Linked DNA regions of Homo sapiens: region 1 is linked to region 2. Evidence: read pairs that join two places in POLR2A ChIA-PET (ENCODE). Cell type or tissue: HepG2. All regions are shown on one strand. Each heading gives the region's core, and the rest is flanking DNA. Links, peaks and the distances in the headings are about the cores only.

Region 1 (10,926 bases), core at 1,400-9,399, 610 kb after region 2:
GTGTAACATATCACTGGGGGAAGTTTAGGGCCCATCACTCAACAAATAACAAGTCAACAACCCCTGTCGCTTGGATATCCCCTGTGAAAGCTGCATCACCCTGTTTCACAATAACTTTAATCTGACTGTGTAAATTCAAGAAGTTCCCATGGCTTGTAAATGACTGGCACAAAGTGGCCCGTTAAAATAATTCAGGTTCTTTGCAAAGAAAAAAAAATGGGGGCAGCTTTAAAATAAACCACAATGCATAAGTCACCAATATGTCAGATGTTGGTGGAAACCAGCAAACTAAACTTATATTGTGAGGCCATACACAATTTTTTTCTTTAATCAGCCTGCTTTCCTCTCATGGGTGATTGGAGCTAAATTTTATAATGTGGTAGAAAAGACGCATTGGTGTTAACTTAATGTGGAGTTAACTTGTAGTACATTATGTAACTTCGGGCAAGTAACTTTTACGTGAAACTCAGATTGCCCATCTAGAAAATGAGAAAATTGGACAGTAGGTAGGAGAGTATATATTTGGCTCACAGGTCATAACTCTCTATTGTCGCATCCACAACAGACATCACTAGTCACTCATTTTATTTATTTTTCCTGTTGAACCCAGATGAGGTCTCAGGATTTATCTCAGCTGAGAGTTTCAGGGAGCCACTACCCACTGATAAAAGATAGACTTTGAGAAGAAGCTTCTCTGTCATTCCTACAGCAGATGATTCTTGAACGTTCTTTGCATTGCACAAGCACTGTGTCATGTGGGCAATCGGACATGCCACCTCCACCCTACATAAATTTGTAGAGGTACTTCTTACCTTCATACCTTCAACCAAACTCGGTAAGCTGCCTTTGAAATAAGTTCATTAGGAGGTAAGATTTCCAAATAATACTTTGCACTCAAGTCTCAAGTTTTTGTTTGTTTGTTTGTTTTTATTCATCAAATTGCTCATCCCATGAAAGCTTCAGGAGGAGATGTAACTAATTGCATGGGAGAACTACATGGAGATGGCCTCAGAGCAATTCACAGGACTGTTCTGAATTGTCAAGATCTGCCTTGGATCCAGAAGACCTGGAAGCTTTACCAAACTTATACATGAAATTTCTCCACAGACCCCAGCTCAGCCCCACCGACTTGGTAGTGACTCTTTTTTTTTTTTTTTTTTTTTTTTTTTTCAGATGACCAATGAAAGGATCGGTCTGCCTCTCCAAAGTCCTCAGAAAGAATACCAAAATTGTGGCTAGGTCTGAGAAAGTTTTTATACAATGTCATGGGATTGGTAAATCCATTGTAGCACTGGCTTATCTGTCAAGGCTGACATATGGCAGGGTAACGCTTCCTTCCCTAAGCATTTTTCTTTGGTGAAAGAGAAACTCTGGTCCCTATGAGAAAAGAATATGAGACTGACTCAGAGTCCTATTCATGTTTGATGCTACTGGGCACAGCTGTTTCTGGCTTCAAGGCATCTATCACATCTATGACTTTTTCTCCAGCAACCCCTGTGATAAAGTTCATGAAACTAGAATCCCCATAGAAGAATGGTGGCTGGCACTATACTTTGGGGACACAAGTTGTGAAACTCTCAGTGGCCCAGCATCCAAATTTCTATTGTGCAGAGTCTTCTCTGATTTTGGAAAATGCCTTACAAAGTTAGGATGTTGAGACGAGGCTCATGGTGATGACACAGGCAGGTTTGTTTATGGAGTGGGGACAAATATTTTGAATCCTGCTTGCTGTTTGTTTTGTCTAATGTACACATAAAACTCAGAATGATGTTACCAGGGATATTGCACATCAAGCACTTAGCACGGTGTCTGGCAGGTGGAAAGGGCTCAGTAATGGGAGATACTGAGTGGATAATTACAATAGCATCTTAAGTAGGCTTCCTGCCTCTAACTTTAACCTTCTCTGTTCCTCCCTCTAAGCAAGAGTGAAGATGATGACGATGACGATGATGATGATAAGGGTAGTAATTGGTTTCCCGTTATCAAGCACCCACTGCATGCCAGTAAGTGTTTGCTTGCACCACCTCATTCAATCCTTTCAATGGTTATCAATATTATTATGCCAATGTGAACATTGCAGAAAATGAGGCAGAGAGAGGTTGTGTTCACTTGCTAAAGTCTTGCAGCTTGTAACTGTATGAGCCAGGATTTGAACCCCACCCCTCCTCTTAAGCACTTTGCTATGCTGTCTTTCATTCACCCATCCAATTATTACCTGTTGAGGGCCTACTACCCTCTTAGTATATGGTCTACCCTGTTCAAGCCTGGTATAGACTGAGTGTTAACTATATGGTAGAAATTATTGTTATTAGTTATTATTTTTATTTAGATAATTTTGCCTCATAAGGGAGGCTGAAATAATTATAATATTTGTCCTGAAAAGTGTAGCCAGAGAGTATGATATGAAAGGATGCACATTGCATTAGGACCCATGAGTCCTGGCTTCTAGTTCCAGCTCCCATCCCCACTCACTGTGCTACATTAAGCAGGGCATTTCCCCAATCTGGGCGCCGGGTATCACGGGTTACCTCTCAACTCAGCTGTTACAAGTCCCTTCCGTCTAGAGGAGAGCATCAAAGCCAGGAAAAACTAAGCTTCCCTAAACCTGCAGTGCTTTACCTGATGGAGCCAAACTCCATGTAGCAAACCTAAAACCTTGATGCTGTGTAAATTGGCACATACACACAGCTTCCACGTGGTGATGACTATCAAAACAAGCTTTTGTCTACCCCACAGGGTCAGCCTCCTTTCTGAAAATCAAGCAGCTGACTGAGTCCAGGTCAAAGTCCCAGTGGGAGTGAGAGCCCAGAGCAAAGCGTGCACTTACATTCCATGATGATGATGCTTGGTGATGAATGAACCAGCTTCTTGGCAGGAAGGAAGTTCCTACAGGTTGAGGTGATCCTCCTAGCAATGTGTTTATTTGACAGCCTAAGGCAGCAAAAATTCACAGAGAAGAGAAAAGAGAGAAGAAAAGGGCATAAAAGAAAGGTTATTTAAGAACATCAGGATCCTCCCTGGCCAGCCAAACACTCATAAAACTAGAGCAGAAGATCATATAAACACATTGTGAAAAAATAAGGTAATCGGAGACTAAAAAGGTCCTAGAGAGGTATTAAGGCCAGGAAACATGTACTTTCTCTACCTTAGTACTTAGGCTCATTAATTTTTATTTAATCTACTTGGCACATAATAAATACTCAAGAAATATTTGTGAAATGAATGAACTACAGGAAGAAATCATTGTTGACTATGGCTGCCAATGACGGTGTCACAGGTTAAATGGGTGGTGGGAGCTGGGTACAATTTGAATTGCTAGAAAAAGAAAATAATTCAGAAAGACCATCAATTTTAACAAAGATCCCCATGAGAGAACAAACTTGGCTTGTTCTGTTGGGAGTTAAATTATTCAAAAGAGCCTAGACTATTTTGCAGACAATTTCCCTGGAATTTTAGTGATTCAATATCATAAAGGTTGATTTCTTATTCATGTTGTATGCCCAGCAGGTAATGTAAGGGGGCTCTGCTCCACATAGCCATTCAAGGATCCAGGATGATGGCAGGATCCGTTGACTACTTAGTCTTAGCTGCATCATCTGCAATATTAGTCCGCCATGGTCACCACAGAAGGGGAAGAGAGCTCATGGAGAACCCACATCTGATTTGTGTGCTTTGGCATGGGAATGACATGTATTCCCTCTTCTCTCAGCCCAATAGACAGAATTGGACACATGGCTCCACCTGACTCTAGTAGGCTGGGACGTACAAAGAACCCATGGCTCTGTTTCATAGCAGTCATTAGGAGAGCAACCTGCTAGAGTGGTAAACACATTTTAGGTAAGGTAGAAAAATAATTAAGTATTTGTAGTTCTGCTATGACAATGCATGACCTAGAAGTATCTCCAATAACATAGGAAAACCCCTTCTATGGTGTGCCAAAATTTGTCAATATATTAAAAGAAATCTTCATTCTTTTCATTTTATGATTTCAAAGCTGTTAGAAAAGGACTCCAGTCTTTTGAGTCCATAGCCTCTTCTCAATGACATATGAGTGAATTCAGGTGCCTGCAAAAATTAATTCTTAGGGAGGGCAGAGATTCTAAACTTACATAGAGCTGGGTCCAAATTCCAGCTCCACCACCCTCCTCAAGGCCCTTAATCTTCATCTCTGCATTCATTCATTTGGTTAATATTTACTATGCACCAGCCCATTAATCAAGAAAGATAAAAGGGAAATACTCTGACACAATTCTTATCCTCAGTAAGTCTTCAGATTATTGGATAACAACTAAATGAAATGGACTGATACAATTAATATTAATATTTTTAAAATGTCTATACTACCCAAAGCTATCTATAGTTTCAATACCATCCTATCAAAATCCCAATGGCATTTTTTTTTTGCAGAAATAGAAAACAAATTCTAAAATTCTTATGGAACCACAAGTTACCCAGAAACCAAAGCACTATTGAACAAGAAGAACAAAGCTGGAAGCATCACCCCTTCCTAATTTGAAAATATGTTTCAAAGCTACAGGCATTAAAACAATACAGTACTGGCATAAAGACAGACATGTAGACCAATGGAACAAACAGAAAGCCCAGGAATAAACTTGTGATTATATAGTCAATTGATATTTGACAAGGGTCCCAAGAACACACTTAGAGAAAGAGTATTCTGTCCAATAAATGGTGTTGGTAAAACTGGATATCCATGTGCAAAAGAATGAAAGTGGACCCTTATCTTACACCATACACAAAAACAAACTTAAAATGAATTAAATATTTAAATTAAGATCTGAGGCTATAAAGCTCCTAGGAAAAAATGGGAAAAAGTGTCCTTGATATTGACATTGGCAATGATTCCTTGGATATGGCACCAAAAGCACAAGCAACAAAAGCAAAAACAGACAAATTGGACTATATCTAACTAAAAACCTTCTTCACAGAACAAAAAAACTTCAAAATGATAATACAACTAACAGAACGGGAGAAAATGTTTGCAAACCATAGCTGTATATATCATTAAGGGTTGATATCCAAACGATATAAGAAACTCCTACAATTTACTAGGAGAGAGGGAGAGAAAGGGAGAAAGGAGAGGAGAGGAAGGAAGGGAGGGAGGGAGGGAGGGAGGGAGGGAGGGAAAGAATGAAAGAAAGAAAGAAAGAAAGAAAGAAAGAAAGAAAGAAAGAAAGAAAGAAAGAAAGAAAGGAAGGAAGGAAGAGAGAGAGAAAAAAGAAAGAGAAAGAGAGAGAGAAAGAAAGAAAGAGAGACAGAAAGAAAGAAAGGAAGGAAGGAAAGAAAAGAAAAGGAAAAGAAAAGAAGAGAGGAAGCAAAGAAATAAAGAAGAAAAGAAGGGAAGAAGGGAGGAAGAAAAGAAGAAAGGAAGGAAGGAAGTGAAGAAGAACCAGATTTTTCAAGGAGTAAAAGACTTGAATAGACATTTTCCCAAAGAAAACAAACCAATGACCAATAGCTATGAAAAGATGCTCAACATCATCAGAGAAATGCACATCAAAACCACAATGAGATCTCACCTCACACCTGTCAGGATGGCTATTGTCTTAAAAAGATAACAAGTTTTGGTGGGGATGTGGAAGAAAGAGAACTCTTGTATAATTTTGGTCAGAATGTAAATTGGTGCAACCACTATGCAAAACAGTACAGAGGTTGCTCAAAAAGTTAAAAATAGGTCATCATGGCTGGGCATAGTGGCTCACACCTGTAATTCCAGCAGTTTGGGAGGTCAAGACAGGTGGATCTCTTGAGGCCAGGAGTTTGAGTCCAGCCCAGGCAACATGATGAGACTCTGTCTCTAATAAAAATTAAAAAATTAGCTGGGTGTGGTGACACATGCCTGTAATCCCAGCTATTTGGGAGGCTGAGGCAGGAGAATCACTTGAATCCAGGAGGTAGAGGTTACAGTGAGCTGGGATGGTGCCACTGCACTCCAGCCTGGGTGACAGAGCGAGACTGTCTCAAAATAAATAAATAAATAAATAAATAAATAAATAAAAATAGATCATTATATAATCCAGAAATCCCACTTCTGGGTGTATATCCAAAGGAATTGAAATCGGAATTGCATTATTCACAATAGCTAAGACATGAGAGCAATCTAAATGTCCACTGACAGATAAACAGATAAAGAAAATTGGTATATACATATAATGAATTGTTATTCAGCCTTAAAAAGCAAGAAAATCCTGCCATTTGAAACAATGTGGATGAACTTGGAGGATATTATGGTAAGTGAAATAAGCCAGGCACAGAAGGACAAGTACTACATGAACCCACTTCTATGAAGAATCTAAAATAGTCAAACTCACAGAAGCAGAGAGCAGAGTGGTGATTGCCAAGCCTACAGGGAGGGTGAAACGGAGAGATGTTGGTCAAATGATACAAAGTTTTGATTATGCCAGATAAATAAGTCCTAGATATCCAGAGGACAACATAGTAGCTATAGTTAAGAATATTCTATTGTATACTAAAAATATGCTAGAAGGATAGATCTTACATTGTCTTCTTATCACAGTAATAATAACCATATCAAACAAAGAGGGCAGAAGGAAACTTTTGGAGGTGATTGAAATGATTATGGTGTTGATTGTGGTGATAGCTTCACAGGTGTACACTTATCTCCAAACTCATCAAGTTGTGTGCATTAAAGATGCACAGCGTTTCAATGTGAGTCATAACTCAGTGATTTGGCTTAAAAATGGACTGACAATAAAGTAAGAAAGACAGAAGTTAGATTTAAAGGGAAAATTCTGGTGCCTCAAAATTGCTGAGGTTCTTGAAATGGGAAAAGGCAATGAGCCTCCTCACTTCAAAGGACATTAGAGATATTTTTAATAACAATATCTTTAATCTCAGGATTCTATTCCCAGCATTGGTCCACCCAATCTCCTTGCTAACTGGGCAGATCCCTGCTTCTAGAAAGAAGGCTGTTAATTCTTTCTTTCTTTCTTTCTTTTTTTTTGAAACAGAGGCTTGCTCTGTCACCCAGGCTGGAGTGCAGTGGTGTGATCTCGGCTCACTGTAACCTCTGCCTCATGGGTTCAAGCGATTCTCCTAGCTCAGCCTCTGAATAGCTGGGACTACAGGTGCGTGCCACCACACCCACCTAATTTTTGTATTTTCTGTAGAGACAGATTTCACCATGTTGACTAGGCTCGTCTTGAACTCCTGACCTCAAGCGATTCACCTGCCTCAGCTTCCCAAAGTGCTGGGATTACAGGCATGAGCCACTGCGCCCAGCTGAAGAATGTTAATTTTTTTTGCTTGTTTTATTTTTATTCAAGATCAAAGTTTAAACAAATGGAGTAATGATAGTTTTTCTAGAAAAACATGAACATCATTATTTGATAATGAAAATGTCTTTACTGTTAAAGAAACACTGAACGCTTTTACACTGTTAGTGGGAGTGTAAATTAGTTCAACCATTGTGGAAGACAGTGTGGCAATTCCTCAAGGATCTAGAACCAGAAATACAATTTGACACAGCAATCCCATTACTGGGTATACCCAAAGGATTATAAATCATTCTACTATAAAGACGCATGCACATGAATGTTTATTACAGCACTGTTCACAATAGCAAAGACTTGGAACCAACCCAAATGCCCATCAATGATAGACTGGATAAAGAAAATGTGGCACATATACACCATGGAATCCTATGCAGCCATAAAGAAGGATGAGTTCATGACCTTTGCAGGGTCATGGATGAAGCCTGAAACCATCATTCTCAGCAAACTAACACAGGAGCAGAAAACCAAACACTGCATGTTCTCACTCATAAGTGGGAGTTGAACAATGAGAACGCATGGACACAGGCAGGGGAACATCACACATTGGGGCCTGTTGGGGGGTGGGGGGCTAGGGGAGGGATAGCATTAGGAGAAATACCTAATGTAGATGATGGGTTGATAGGTGCAGCACACCAACATGGCACATGTATACCTATGTAACAAACCTGCATATTCTGCACATGTATCCCAGAATTTAAAGGCTGTTAATTCTTAACACGCCTATCTCTAGAGGTCAGTCTAGAGATCTCTGACAAAATCGAAGTTTCAAATCATTAATCTCACAAATAAAATGACTCTAAAATTGTTAGAAAGGCACTGGCCATGGTAATCCTATTTAGAAACTAAGAATAAATAAATGTAACTTACAAAGTAGAGCTGAGTGTTAAGGGTAATTATAGATCTTCCAGAGTTTCCAACATATAATAGCTTCTATGACAGATTGTATAGATAAAACAATCTGTCCTAGTTAGGAAGCTAAAAAGCTTAGGCTGGAATTTACAACGCATCTTCCACATTTAAAGTTCTTGCTGACAACAGCTACAAGGCACTGCCTCCTATGTGCCCGGTACAACCCCTGCAGCATGGGAAGTGTCCGAGTAAACACCAGCTGATTGAATAAAAGACTGCTGCGACGAAGTCAGCTTAGGCACTCTGGAAGACCTGGGAGGGGCATGAGCAAAGCAGTCTAGGCCAGTGGTTCTCAAACTTTGGTTCCTGGATCAGTCATCCAGGGAAATTATTAGAAATGCAAATTCTCAGGCCCTCCACCCAGACCTACTGAAGCCGAATCTCCAAGGACGGGGCCCAGGAGTGTGTGTTTCAGCAAGCCTTCTGGGTGATTCTGATGCGCAATAAGAATTGAGAACCATTGCTATAGAACCTTGCTTCTCAAAGTGTGGTCTGTGTATCAGTGGTATCATTGTCACCTGGGAGCAAACAAGAAATGCAGAATATCAGATCTCACCTCGTACTTACTGAATCAGAATCTTCGTTTTAACAACATCTTCACTCAGAGAGTTCATTTGCAACTTAAAGCTTAAGAAGCACTGATCTTGGCCATTGGTTTTCAAACGTAGCTGCTCGTTAGAATCGCACGGACAGAAACTGGCGTGGTTATTCTGGGATGTGACCTGAACATCAGGATTTTCTAAAATTCCCCCAGATGATTCTAACATGCAGCAAAGTTTGAGAATCACAAGTGTCCATGACTTTAAAAAGGCTTTCCAGAGAAGGCAGCATCTAAGCTCAGCCCTGGCCCCCAAGTCTGGGTGTTTCCAGGAGAGAGAGAGAGAGAAACAGCCAGATTGTTTTGGGTGCTGCTACCACCACTGTCTCTACCTGTCTTCAGTCAAAGAGGGAGGCCTCCCAAATCAAGGGCTGTCAATCCACCCACATCAACAGCCTCAAATTCACTAAAATGCTTGAGGCAAGGGTTCAGAGCGAGGGCAGAGTAAGGGAGAGGTTTTATTAGATAAAGCCTGCATTCTCTGAGCTGTGCATTTATTAATTTCAAAGTAGGCTGAATGATGGGGGAGGGCTAGGGGAGCAGCGTGGGTAATAAAAGCGCTTTCAGAGAGTGCCCTCTTGCTTCTTGGAATGTCTTCCACCCCGACCCTCCCAATGGCAGTCCTAAAGGAAGGTCACCCTGGGATCATCTCACCTTTGACGAGGCTGGCCAGGGATGCTGCTGAGAATGAAATAAACTCTTCTCTCTTTTGCTTGGAGAAAAGAAATCATGGGTAGTAAAAGCCTACGACTCACATGGAGGGGTCATCAGTGGGGCCAGAGATAGAAGGCAGGGGAGTTTGGAGGAGGTGGTGGGGAAGGCAAAGGTGGGAGGAAGGAAGAAGGAGTGGCAAAAGCAATGTCAGACAACAAAGGTCCAAATGTTTCAGAGTTGGCTTCCTCGGCTCCAACACTAGAACTGTTTCTGTTGCACCCACTCCCCCAACCTCCCCCTCCTTCCTTTCCTCATATCATCTCCAATGACTAATTATTTTGACCTTCCTCAACCCGATCTGCAATATCTCAAGTCTCTGTCATAGTCGGCTTCCGGCCACCGTCGGTCAGATGACTCTAAGCACACAAGGCCAGGGTCGCCTTGCCAAATGGCAGCAAAGCATGGCCAAAAGCAGAGTCTCGAAATACCCCCAGGGCCCACTTTTTGCTCTCATTCCTTCCTTTCCCTTTCCCCTAAAATAATCTTTATCTTAATTGTGGATTATTCTCTCCCTCTTTTGGATCTCTCTTTTCTAGGCACCAGTCAAAAGAGAAGTAGGAGGCAATGATAAAGCGACAACGTAGGTTTTTAGTCACCTTACCTGAATGAGTTTGTCACATGACCACTTTTCACAAGTATTCCTTCAGAACAAATACGATGCCATTCCCTTCCCACCACATGTTCTTGGAATTCCTTTTTGAACATGGCCTTTGGAAATGTCTAAATGGGCATTTACAATTGAGGCACAAAAAACATTATTATTCATTGAGGCTTTTTCCTTTTCTTTTTTTTCTTTCTTTTTTTTTTTTTTTGGAGACAGAGTCTCGCTCTGTTGCCCAGGCTGGAGTGCAGTGGCGTGACCTCAACTCACTGCAACCTCTGCCTCCCAGGTTCAAGTGATTCTTGTGCCTGAGCCTCCTGAGTAGCTGGGACTGTAGGTGTGTGTCACCACGCCTGGCTAATTTTTTGTATTTTTAGTAGAGACAGGGTTTCCCCATGTTGCCCTGGCTGGTTTTGAACTCCCAAGCTCAGGCGATCCACCCGCCCTAGCCTCCCAAAGTGCTAGGATTTCAGGCCTGAGCCACCGTGCTCAGCCCATTTATCTATTTTTTTTTTTTGGCAAAATATCATGATTGCATTTTAGTTGTTGGACTCTAGATTAGTATAACCAAGTAAATCATCTATTTATTTTTAATGATTATTTCTCTGTGATATTTTATTCTTTCCCCAAGTTAAATCTACTCTCAAAGATTATAGATCTTGTCACCAGTAAAAAAAATTATTCCAAAAAATTAAGCAAGATTTTTTGTATTACACTCCTCTTCCCTTCTCCACTCAGAAAAGAACTTCTACAAATACTCTGAATAATGATCAAATCTTCAAGTGTCA
Region 2 (10,926 bases), core at 1,389-9,388:
TGTATGCGCACGCATGTGTGTCTAGAATCAATACGGCCCAGACAGCCCTTCACAAAGGGGCTCCAGGCGGGCGCCTCCGCGGCACAGCCTCCGCCCCACCGCCCGCGGCGAATTAATTGGGCCCTGAAAGAAGGGGCGACATAGCTTCCAGTTAATTAGTCAAGAAATGAATCAAGTCCCAGCGGCCTGGCAGAGGCTCTTGGGGCGCGGGTTTTGTGCAAGCCACAATGGTCCGTGGGGCTCTCCCCTTGGGCGGAGTGGGGCGCGGTGGGGAACACAGCTTGGACGCCTAGGCGTCCTGAGCCCGGCACCCTGCGCGCAGAGCAGACCCAGGCGCTCTCGCGAGCTCTAGCGTCCGTCATGTTTCCTCTCTTCTTTTCTTTCTTTTTTCTCTTCTCTTCTCTCCTCTCCTCTTCTCTCCTCTCTCCCCCTTCCTTTCCCTCCTCTCTCTCCATCTCCCTTTCTCTCTCTCTTCCCCTTTCCCCTTCTCCCTCCCTTTCTATCTCCCCCTTCCTTTCTCCCTATCTCCCTCTCTCTCCCTTTCTCTTTCTCTCCTTTTCTCTCTCTCCCTCTCCCCCTTCCCCTCTCCATCTCTCCCTCTCCTGACCTCTCTCCCTCTCTCCCTCTCTCTCTCCTCACTTCTCTCTTTTTTTCCCCAGTTTTCACCATCACCGTCCCCCTTCCCCCTCCCTGGTTCTCTGCTGAACTTTGTCCAGGTTTCCTACCTGCAGGCGCTCCTCCCCTCACCCCAGCAGCGGCCCTCTCCAAACTCTCCTCCCTGAGGTTGCTCTTTCTAAAGCCTCAACCTCAGCCTGGCAGCACCTGGGGCTGGGTGGTTTCGGGATGTCGGGAATCCTTGACTTAGGGGGAAAGGATGGAAATGAGCCCTGGCTTTGGAGCCCAGAGGCCTGAGGTGTGTTGCTGGATAGGTTCTTCACCCTTGGGTCACCTTGGATTCACCCTCTCCAAGGCGGTTAGAACCCTCTGAGATCATTCAGGGCTTTGAAAGGGCTTGGTAATGGCGACCTGTGTCCTCACTCCACGGAGATTTAGAATTAAGGCAGACCTGCAACACAGGAGCAATTATTGAGTACCTGCGGTGTTCTCATCTAACATTTCTTCTCAAGCTCTCCCGCGTCAACTAAGGCACTGAAGATCCGGGTGATCGGGTGTTTTCGTCAGAAGCAGCTCTGTTGGGGGAAGGGAGGGCAGGCACAAATCCTAAACCCAATTTTTTTCAAGGCCTTTTTTTTTGAGACCGAGTCTCACTCTGTTGCCCAGGCTGGAGTGCAGTGGCATGATCTCTGCTCACTGCAACCTCTGCCTCCCAAATGCTAGCAATTCTCCTGCCTCAGCCTCCCGAATAGCTGGGATTACAGCCACGTACCACCATGCCTGGCTGCTAATTTTTTGTATTTTTAGTAGAGACAGGGTTTCACCATGTTAGCCAGGCTGGTCTCGAACTCCTGACCTCAGGTGATCCGCCCGCCTCGGCCTCCCAAAGTGCTGGGATTACAGGCATAAGCCACAGCGCCCGACCATATTTCAAGGCCTTTTTGCTCCACGTGCTGGTTGCCCTACCAGAACTAAACGGACAGAACTCGTTGCTCAGAGAAGTAGAGACACTTTCCTGGAGTCACACAGCAAAGGAGAGGCAAGGCCGAGGGTTCCCCCCTCTAGGTGGACATTGGGTTCCTGTTGCCCGCCGCTTGGCACCGAGAGGGCCTCAGGGAATCACATGTCCGCCTGGCCTGGCCTGGTACCAAATGTTTATAGACAGGACGAGGGTCGCTGGAATCGCCTCGCTCCTTTCAGCTTGGCGCTAAGGCGCGAATCTCGATCCTCCTAGTATTTCTCTGGCGTCTGTCTCTATCTCAGTCTCTGCTTTTGTCTCTTTCTCCCTCCCTCCGCCCCAGTCTTTCCGTCTCTTTTTCCTCGAATGCACGTGGAATTCGGAATTGAAAATTGAGGTCAGAATCTCCCTTTTTCTTCCAGTTATCCGCGCCGCTGCCCCACGCCTAGCGGCTTGGATCTGCATAGACATCTATCTACCCGCAACAAGATCCGAGCTGCAGAAGCAAACCTAATCTGTCTCCGCACCATCCCCTGCTCTGTAGACCCACTGCCCCATCCCACGCCACATCCTTGAGGTTCAAGTAGCGACTCCAGCGGATGATTCGGAGAATGCCCTGCTTTCCAAAGGCCCCAACCCGTGTTTTTATTTTCTTTTTCCTTTGCCCGCTTGACCAACTTTGGTTTCTTTCAGGGCCCGGAGGTGCCTGCGCCGCGCTTGGCTTTGCTTTCCGCCGCCCCAGGAGACCCGGGACTGTGGTTTCCGCTCGCCACATCCCAGCCTGGTGCGCACACAAGAGCCTGGCGAGCTTCCCTCGCGCGCTTACAGTCAACTACTTTGGGCCTCGGTTTCCCTGCTCCTTGTAGATCAGAGAAGGGACGGGCGAAATGCCTGCGAGGGAGGGTTGGCGAATGGGTTGGTTGGTGGCAAGACTGCAGTTCTTGTACATGGACGGGGGTTGGGGGGTCAACACTGGAAGAACTCCTGCCTGACGCCAAGAGCCACCCGCTTTCCAGCTCGTCCCACTCCGCGGATGTTTACCCACCTTCATGCGCAGAGGAGGAGATGAAACACTGGGGATATCTTGTTTTCCACACTAGGAATGGAGCACACCAACTTCCATGGTCCCAGTCTCCCCTAAGTGGGACCTACAGCTTGGTGGGACTCTGCCATGCAGGTGTGCCAGGCTGCGTGTGTAGGCGAGGACAAGCCAGGTTCCAGCCAGCAGGTGCACACTCAGGTGTGTGCAGAGGTGGTCCCTTGTGGGCCTGCTTGGTCCACTGTGATAGCTGCTGACATTTGTAGACCGGGTCAGTGGCTTTCAACGAAGTGTTAGCCGACCTCCTGCTGAGCATTTGGAATTTAGGAGATGGCATATTGGAGGCTTGGAACTGTATCCCTCCATTTACCTCTGTAAGCCTCCCTTGCCGCCTCTGAAAAAAATGAGACTCTCAGGCTCTCCCACAGAGGAGCATTGCAAGGAGTAAGTGAAATCATGCATATGCATCGCTCAGCCCAGCCCCTGGCACACAGTGAGTGCTCATGAATCATTAGCTGTTTGGACTTGCTAAACTCTGTGCTTCCGTGTGTATATGTATGTGTGTGTGTAAATATATAAATCTATATATACAATAGTAAATATACACATATATTGATATATACATAATGATATATAAAATATATACTGAAGCACAGAGTTTATATATATAATACACACACACACACACACACACACACACACACAGACTACACTCTTAGAAGACTACCTGACATATATTATGCCTTCTCTCTATTATTATTCTTACTCTCTCTTGCCCAGTGCTGTTCCCATCTCAGCCTGAAACCCCACTACTTGTCTTCTCCCCAAGTTGATACTAAAGTGAGATCCTCCATTAAGCTTCCCACTGAAGAGTTAGCTCCTGTGAGCCCCTTTCCTGAATCCTGGGATCTCAAAACTGTGACGGATCCCAGAGACAAAGTGCTCCCTTCCTCTCCTTGCACTGGAGTTAGAGTCCCCAGCTAGGCTCAGAGACCCTGGTGTCCTAATTTTGAATCTAATCCCCTGCCTTTTCCACCATCTCCACTCTGTCCAGGTCTTCTCCATCTCCTGAGGTCAGGAGAAAAAGTTCTCAGACCTATTGAGAAATAAGAACTTGTAGAGAATAAAGGAACATTAGTGGGTGCTTGGAGCATCCATGGGTGGAGCCCCTGCAGCAATGATCTCTGAAAATGAGGAGGGGGCTGCATGTAAACAGGACCAGAGAGAATTTCTGACTCCTGGGGAGGCCCAGAGTCCTCCTGTCTCTCAACAGAAGCTATGTGGGGCTGAGGTCCCGACTCCCAGGGCCAGGCTACAATTGCAAAACTCCAAGCCAGCAGCAGAAGCCCACTGTCCCCCTTCCCAGTTCTCTGGGGGCATTGCAGATCCACCGAGGCAAGAGCTGGGGCTGTTCCCAACCCCCCAGCTTGAGCGTCTGGCGGGAGGGTGAGGAGATGAGCGGAAGGAGATGAGAAAGGTGGAAAAGAATGAGGACAGTGGAGTTGGGGAGGGAGGGTGACAGAAAGTGAGAGAGGGTATTTGGGGATGAGGGAAGAAGGACAAACAAGGGAGGAAGACAGACAGGCATGGAAGATAAAAAGAGACCCTTATATACCCACAGAGTGGGAGAGGCATGGAGAGGAGAAGAGGAGAAGAGATAAAGGTTAGAGACGAAGAGACAATGACAGAGAGAGATGGATCAGGCAGACTGGGGATGGGGTGAAAGGACAAAGATTAAGAAACACAGAGAGCAAGAAGCAAGTGCAGGGGCGAGGTGGGGGGGGGGAGGAGAAAGAGGGGGGAGAGAGAGAGAAGAGGTGAGACAAAGAAAGGGAGAAGCACCTGGAGGCAGAGAAAGTGGGGAAAGTGGGGACTAAGGAAAGCGGATGGGAAAGGAGTGGCCAAAAGGAAACATAAGAAAGATGGTGGGGAAATGGAGAGCCAGAGAGCCGGGCCACCCTCCCGATGTATTACTTGACATACGTATGAGATTATCTAGCACGGTATAAATGCCTCCATTAAATCACGATTGAGCTTCTCAAACCGACCAATTCCCGAATAGCCTCCAGCCCTTGGGGAATATGGTTTTCAAAACCGTATAAAGCATCAAATACTAACAACTTAGGAGAGAGGTTCTCATTCATTAGGGGTTTCCAGGGGCCCCCAGCAGGGCCTTTGTGGTAGAGGGTGGGGGAGAGTGTGTGGCTGGGATCTTGGGGAAAAAAGGCATTGTGTTTCTCTCTGTCATTGGCTTCACAGAAAAGCCTCTTCCCCACTCCAACAGCACGCTACACAAACTCACTAAGAAGTTCTTGTTGGTAGGGACTACTTGGCCAAGAAGAGAAAATGGAATTTCCCCAGAGTCCTCCTTATTCCCAGAGTGCATTTGGCCCAATAAAGAGGGGCTGCACAATTTCCTAGACATTCCTGCTTGCAACGGAGAGGGAGGGGACGATGAAGGGCAGCCTCCCTCCCAGCCTCTTGGGAAAACAGAACTTTGTTGAACCACAGGAGGCTGGTGGATGATGAGAAGGAAGGTTTGAGAGTAGTCTGGTGAAGGTGAAGTCCGCGTTTGCACCCCCTCCCCTGCCCCCTGCAGGCTCCCAACTCATCACTCCAACTAGTTCAAATAAACCGCAGCTCAACTTCCCTCACTCTACCTCCTCCCTTATTTGCCTCCCAGTCTGCCAGGAAAGGCATTTTAAAAGGTAGCTAATCAAGGATTTTTTTCCTTTTCTTTCTTTTCTTTTTTTTTTTTTTTTTTTGTTGGGAAGCCTTGTTTGCTTTGCTTTAACAAACAGCTGATAGAATTTGCTTTAAAGGAGCACTAAAAAAAAAAAAAAAAAAAAGAAAAGAAAAATGTGCCTACAGGGCACATGCCTGCATATCCGTGTGTGCCTGTGTGTGTGTGTGTGTGTGTGTGTGTGTGTGTGTGTTTAGACCTCCCGAGCTGGCTTGCAGTAATAAATGGAACCTGCTTCAGGTGCAGAAAGCTGGGAGGGGTCGAGGGGAGGAATGCACAGGCTGATTTACACCTGTCCCTACAGCTGCTATCGACAACACTTACAGCCTCCAGAAATGACCCTTGGTGCCGACTTGTCTGGAAGCCATCAGGGTTAGTTTTGAAGCAGGAATCTTCAAGTGGACCAGAGGGTGAGCTTTGCCCAGCCCCGCCTTCCCTGCCGTGGTCTTCAAGTGCTGCCCAGTGGAGCAGGCTGCCTGCTTCTCTCCCTCTCTGCCCACCTGCTCCTCCCTCTCTGTTTCTTCTCAGACAAATATCATCATTGACTTTCAGCTGTCTTTGGTGCTGCTGCCCAAGGAGGGCTGGGCAGGGTGCAGGGTTTCCAGCCAGCTCATCACCACCCCTTCCCCCCAGGAGCTGGGTCTGGCCCCAGGAATCTGTGTGGGATTCCTCGCTCTACCCTCCAGCCAGTTTCTGCCCTCTGCCACTGGCCTCAACCCACCCCACTGGCCAGACAGTTGAGTTACTGATAACTTCCAGATGCCTCTGGAATCTTGCTTCCAGTCCTCCCAGCACTCTGCCTGGTCTGCAAAAGTGGGGGCAGTGGGCAGCAGGCACCCTGCCCTGAAACTTGTTGCCACCTCTCAGAGGCTGATGAAAGCCGCACTCAGCTGGGCCCTTCAGGACGGGGGACCCTGGAGCCAGGGCACTCAGAAGGGATGTTTGACACCCACGCCAGGAACTTGGAGTCCCTGACTTTCTAGCCCAGGCCCTACAGAGGTTTAGGAGGACTGGGAGGGGGCAGATTGCAGGCCACCAGCTACCAGAGAAGCCACAAGGAAAGGCCTGGCACTTTCCCTGGGAATTAACAGGCACTGGGAAAGTATCTGGGTCCCCATTGCCTTACTGGTAGAACGGGGCAAGGGTGGGGGCAGGAACTGTAATATATACTACATTGACATTTTATTTTATTATTACTATTTTCAGACAGAGTCTCGCTCTGTTGCCCAGGCTGGAGTGCAGTGGCGCGATCTCTGCTCACTGCAACCTCCACCTCCCGGCTTCAAGCAATTCTCTCTGCCTCAGCCTCCCAAGTAGCTGGGATTACAAGCATGCACCACCACGCCCAGCTAATTTTTGTATTATTACTAGAGACGGGGTTTCGCTATATTGGCCAGGTTGGTCTAAAACTCCTAACCTCGGACAATCTGCCTGCCTCAGCCTCTCAAAGTGCTGAGATTACAGGCGTCAGCCACCGTGCCTGGCCTTATTACTATTTTTTGAGATGGGGGTCTCACTATGTTGCCCAGGGTGGTCTCAAGCTCCTGAGCTCAAGCGATCCTCCTGCCCCAGCCTCCCAAAGTGCTGGGATTACAGGCGTCAGCCACCGTGCCTGGCCTTATTACTATTTTTTGAGATGGGGGTCTCTCTATGTTGCCCAGGGTGGTCTCAGGCTCCTGAGCTCAAGCGATCCTCCTGCCCCAGCCTCCCAAAGTGCTGGGATTACATGCGTCAGCCACCGTACCTGGCCTTATTACTATTTTTTGAGATGAGGGTCTCTCTATGTTGCCCAGGGTGGTCTCAGGCTCCTGAGCTCAGGCGATCCTCCTGCCCCAGCCTCCCAAAGTGCTGGGATTACAGGCGTGAGCCGTGGCACAATGCCCTAATAGTGTACTTTTGAAGTTGGGATGAGCAGAACAACATTTCAGGATCCCAGTCACACCTGTAATGTTATATACAAACACCTGAGATTTCTTTTTTTTTTTTTTTTTTTGAGATGGAGTCTTGCTCTATTGCCCAGACTGGAGTGTAGTGGTGCAATCTCGACTTACTACAACCTCTGCCCCCTGGGTTCAGGCAATTCTCTTGCCTCAACCTCCTGAGTAGCTGGGACTACAGGCATGCGTCACCACACCCAGCTAATTTTTGTATATTTAGTAGAGACGGAGTTCCGCCATGTTGGCCAGGCTGGTCTTGAACTCCCAACCTCAGGTGATCCGCCTGCCTCAGCCTCCCAAAGTACTGAGATTACAGGCGTGAGCCACTGCACCTGGCCTAACACCTGAGATTTCTATTGGTGACCCAGTCACAGCCACTGCTAATCCCCCTGTGGTTTGTTGTCTATATTCATAATAGAAGGAAATACTAATTTCACTGCGAGTTTAGTGATAATGAAAGTGTGATTTTTTTTTTCCATCCAAGTTCACAGATCCATGAATTCTGTCCATGGTCTCCCACACCCCCATAAAAGTCTATTGGAAGATAACAGGGTATGAACCCCTGACTTATTAAGTAACTAATTGGTCTCTTGGTCCCTATAGGGACAGAGGAGGATTCTCATGAGAAATCGGCACAGTTTTGAAAGCTGGGGCAATGTGCTTGTACTGCGAGCCAAGGCAAAGAGACAGGTTTTGTGGAATAGAAAATCCATTCTGTGAACAGCTTTTCAAGGAATATTTCCCAGAGGGCCAGGAAAGAGCAAGGTCTGGCTTAGGCTGATTTTGGCTCAGAGACAGGGCTTGGGGAGGGAAGTTTCTCCTAAAAGTGTCTATCAATACCTCTATTCTAATACACGCACACTCTACCTCTGGGGTGAAGTTCTGGGCAGCTCTGGTCCCTCTGAAACTTCAGTTTTCCACCCAGAAAAAGAATCCCTCCCTCCCCTTTTCCCCCAACATCACGCTGTAAACACCTTTGCAGCTTTTTTGCCCCAAAGGATCTGTAGACAAGTCCTACCTTAGCACCAAGTAATCCCTTCACAAAGATAAGTCAGGAACTGAAGCATTTTTTGCCTTTAAACAGAGCACTTAGTGAAACACCTCTGCTCATGGAAGGGAAATTGCAAATGGCCCCAGGACAGCAGCACTCACTTTTCTTGGTGAAATACAGCTTCAAGAACTCTGAGCCGCTGGGACAGGCATTTGGAGGCTGATTTAAGTGACAGACAGAAATAAGAAAGCTGGAAACCCAGAACACCCATGAGTAAATCAAACGTGGCTTAGAGTTGAACAGGATGATCTCAGTGGATTCTGGGGTCCCAGCAAAATGAGAACAAAAGCATTTGTGAATCAGCTACACTACGCAAGATCCATGCCATGCTCTTTGCTTGCTTCATCTAAAGGTACCAATACTAGGTCTGATACTCATTCATTCATTCATTAACTCATTCATCCATTCTGCAAATGTTTACCAAGGGCCTACTATGTGTCTGGGGCTCAGGATGTAGCAGTGAATTAAGCACATTAAAAACTATTAGGCTGGCTGAGCGTGGTGACTCAGCCTGTAATCCCAGCACTTTGGGAGGCTAAGGCGGGTGGATCACTTGGAGCTCAGGAGTTCGAAACCAGCCTGGGCAAGATAGCAAAACCCTGTCTCTACCAAAAAGACAAAAAATTAGCCGGGCATGGTGGCACACGCCTATGGTCCCAGCTACTCTGCAGGCTGTGGTGGAAGGATTGCTTGAGCCTGGGAGGTGGAGGTTGTAGTGAGCTGAGATCGTGCCACTGCACTCCAACGTGGGTGACAGTGTGAGACCCTGACTCAAAAAAACAAAACAAAACAAAACAAAAAGAAACCAAACCAAACAAAAAATTATTGTCCCCAAAGACATTATAGTTGGGGAGAGAATGATCATAAACAAAAACAGATAAAATACATGTTTGATTGTGAAAAGTAACATTGAAAAAATAAAGCAGTTCGGGCAGTTCAGGCATAGGGATGGCAGGGCTTAATTTTAAAGGGTTGTCAGAGACAGTCTTACTGAGAAGGTGACCTTTTGGCCAAGAGCTGAGGGAGGTGAGGAACATTGGGGGTTGTAGGGGGAGCATGAGAGGGGAAAGATACAAGAGACTCACCTTTACTTGAACATTTCCTCTATATTGGACTCTGAATTAGGCTCTTTCTAGCCTTTTTTTTTTTTTTTTGGAGACCGAGTCTCGCTCTGTTGCCCAGGCTGGAGTGCAGTGGCACGATCTCGGCTCACCACAACCTCTGCCTCCCAGGTTAAAGTGATTCTCATGCCTCAGCCTCCTGAGTAGCTGGGATTACAGGTGTGCGCCACCACACCCAACTAATGTTTTGTATTTTTGTAGAGATGGGTTTTCGCCATGTTGCCCAGGCTGGTCTTGAACTTCTGGGCTCAAGTGATCCACCTGCCTGGGCCTCCCAAAGTGCTGGGATTACAGGTATGAGCCATCGTGCCTGGCCTACTCATTATTTTCTTTCCCATTCTACCATTGGGGAAATTGAGGCTTAGAAAGGTTAGGTAACTTGCTTGAAGTCACTCAAATAGCAGGAGGCAGAACTAGAATTAGAACTTGGGACTCAACTTCTCTTTCTTCCACACCAGGCTGCCTCTGACATGTTCCTGGGAAAAGTAAAAAAAGGAAAGATAATGGAGAGCAAAAAAAAAAAAAAAAAAAAAAGAAAAAAAAGAAAAAAAAAAAAGAAAGGTAATGGAGAAGAAGAAGAGCTAAGAGGAAAATAATCCTTTTAGCTAGGCCTTACACCTAGAGAAACTGAGGATCAGACAGGAAAAGTAATTGTCTAAGGTCACAAAGAAAAAAAAAATCATAATGGCTAAGGGTCTTAGCTCAGAGGTTGCCCCACTCTGCCTTTTCTTGTCTTGGTACCACATGGCAAGTGACTTTGGCCTTCCAGATCTCAGTTTGCTTATCTATAAAATAGGGCTAACCACAGGAGTTTAAGACCAGCCTGGGCAACATAGTGGGACCTCATCTTTGAAAACAAAAACAAAATTAGTTGGGTGTGGTGACGTGCACCTGTAGTCTCAGCTACTCGGGAAACTGAGGCAGGAGGATCACTTGAGCCCAGGTGGTTGAGGCTGTAGTGAGCTATGATGCTGCTACTGTAGTCCAGCCTGGGAAACAGAATAAGATCCTGTCTCCAAAAAAAGAAAAAAAAAAAGGTAAAATAAAATGGGGCTAATCGAATCTATCTTCCGTTCTTCCTTTCTTCCTTCCTTTCTTCCTTTCTTCCTTCCTTTCTTCCTTTCTTTCTTCATTCCTTCCTTCCTTTCTCTCTCTCTCTCTCTCTTTCTTTCTTTTGTCTCGTTCTGTTGCCAGGCTGGAGTGCAGTGCCATGATCTTGGCTCACTGCAACCTCCACCTCCCAGGTTCAAGTGATTCTACTGCGTCAGCCTCCCGAGTAGCTGTGACTGCAGGTGTACACCACCACACCCAGCTAATTTTTTTGTATTTTTAGTAGAGACAGGGTTTCACAGTGTTAGCCAGGAAGGGCTTGATCTCTTGACCTTGTAATCTACCCACCTTGGCCTCCCAGAGTGCTGGGATTACTACAGGCGTGAGCCACTGTGCCCGGGCTAATTTTTGT

Evidence for each region. Peaks named below come from ENCODE experiments on the same cell type or tissue, not always from the same donor. Only the 100,000 strongest peaks of a DNase experiment are listed, where the experiment ranks them.
Region 1: POLR2A ChIA-PET joins it to region 2 with 5 read pairs; 2 of 35 experiments call an interaction of 5 or more read pairs at or near these places.

What each region holds. Positions count from the first base shown.
Region 1 is chr12:115,311,357-115,322,282 of GRCh38, forward strand. It overlaps LOC124903082 (a long non-coding RNA gene), which reads right to left. Exons shown (of 11, transcript XR_007063592.1): 7 at 10,139-10,257; 8 at 2,828-2,931. Among named protein-coding and RNA genes, the nearest start is that of LINC02463, 570 kb to the right of the region's middle. In HepG2, for the core only: no CTCF peak of the experiment used is centred there; a DNase peak (open chromatin) is centred at 2,765; H3K27me3 peaks cover 405 bases.
Region 2 is chr12:114,698,188-114,709,113 of GRCh38, forward strand. All of the region lies in intron 1 of TBX3-AS1 (TBX3 antisense RNA 1), which reads left to right. Among named protein-coding and RNA genes, the nearest start is that of TBX3, 19 kb to the left of the region's middle. RefSeq lists enhancers at 1-456, 457-1,309, 2,148-2,957. In HepG2, for the core only: no CTCF peak of the experiment used is centred there; a DNase peak (open chromatin) is centred at 5,244.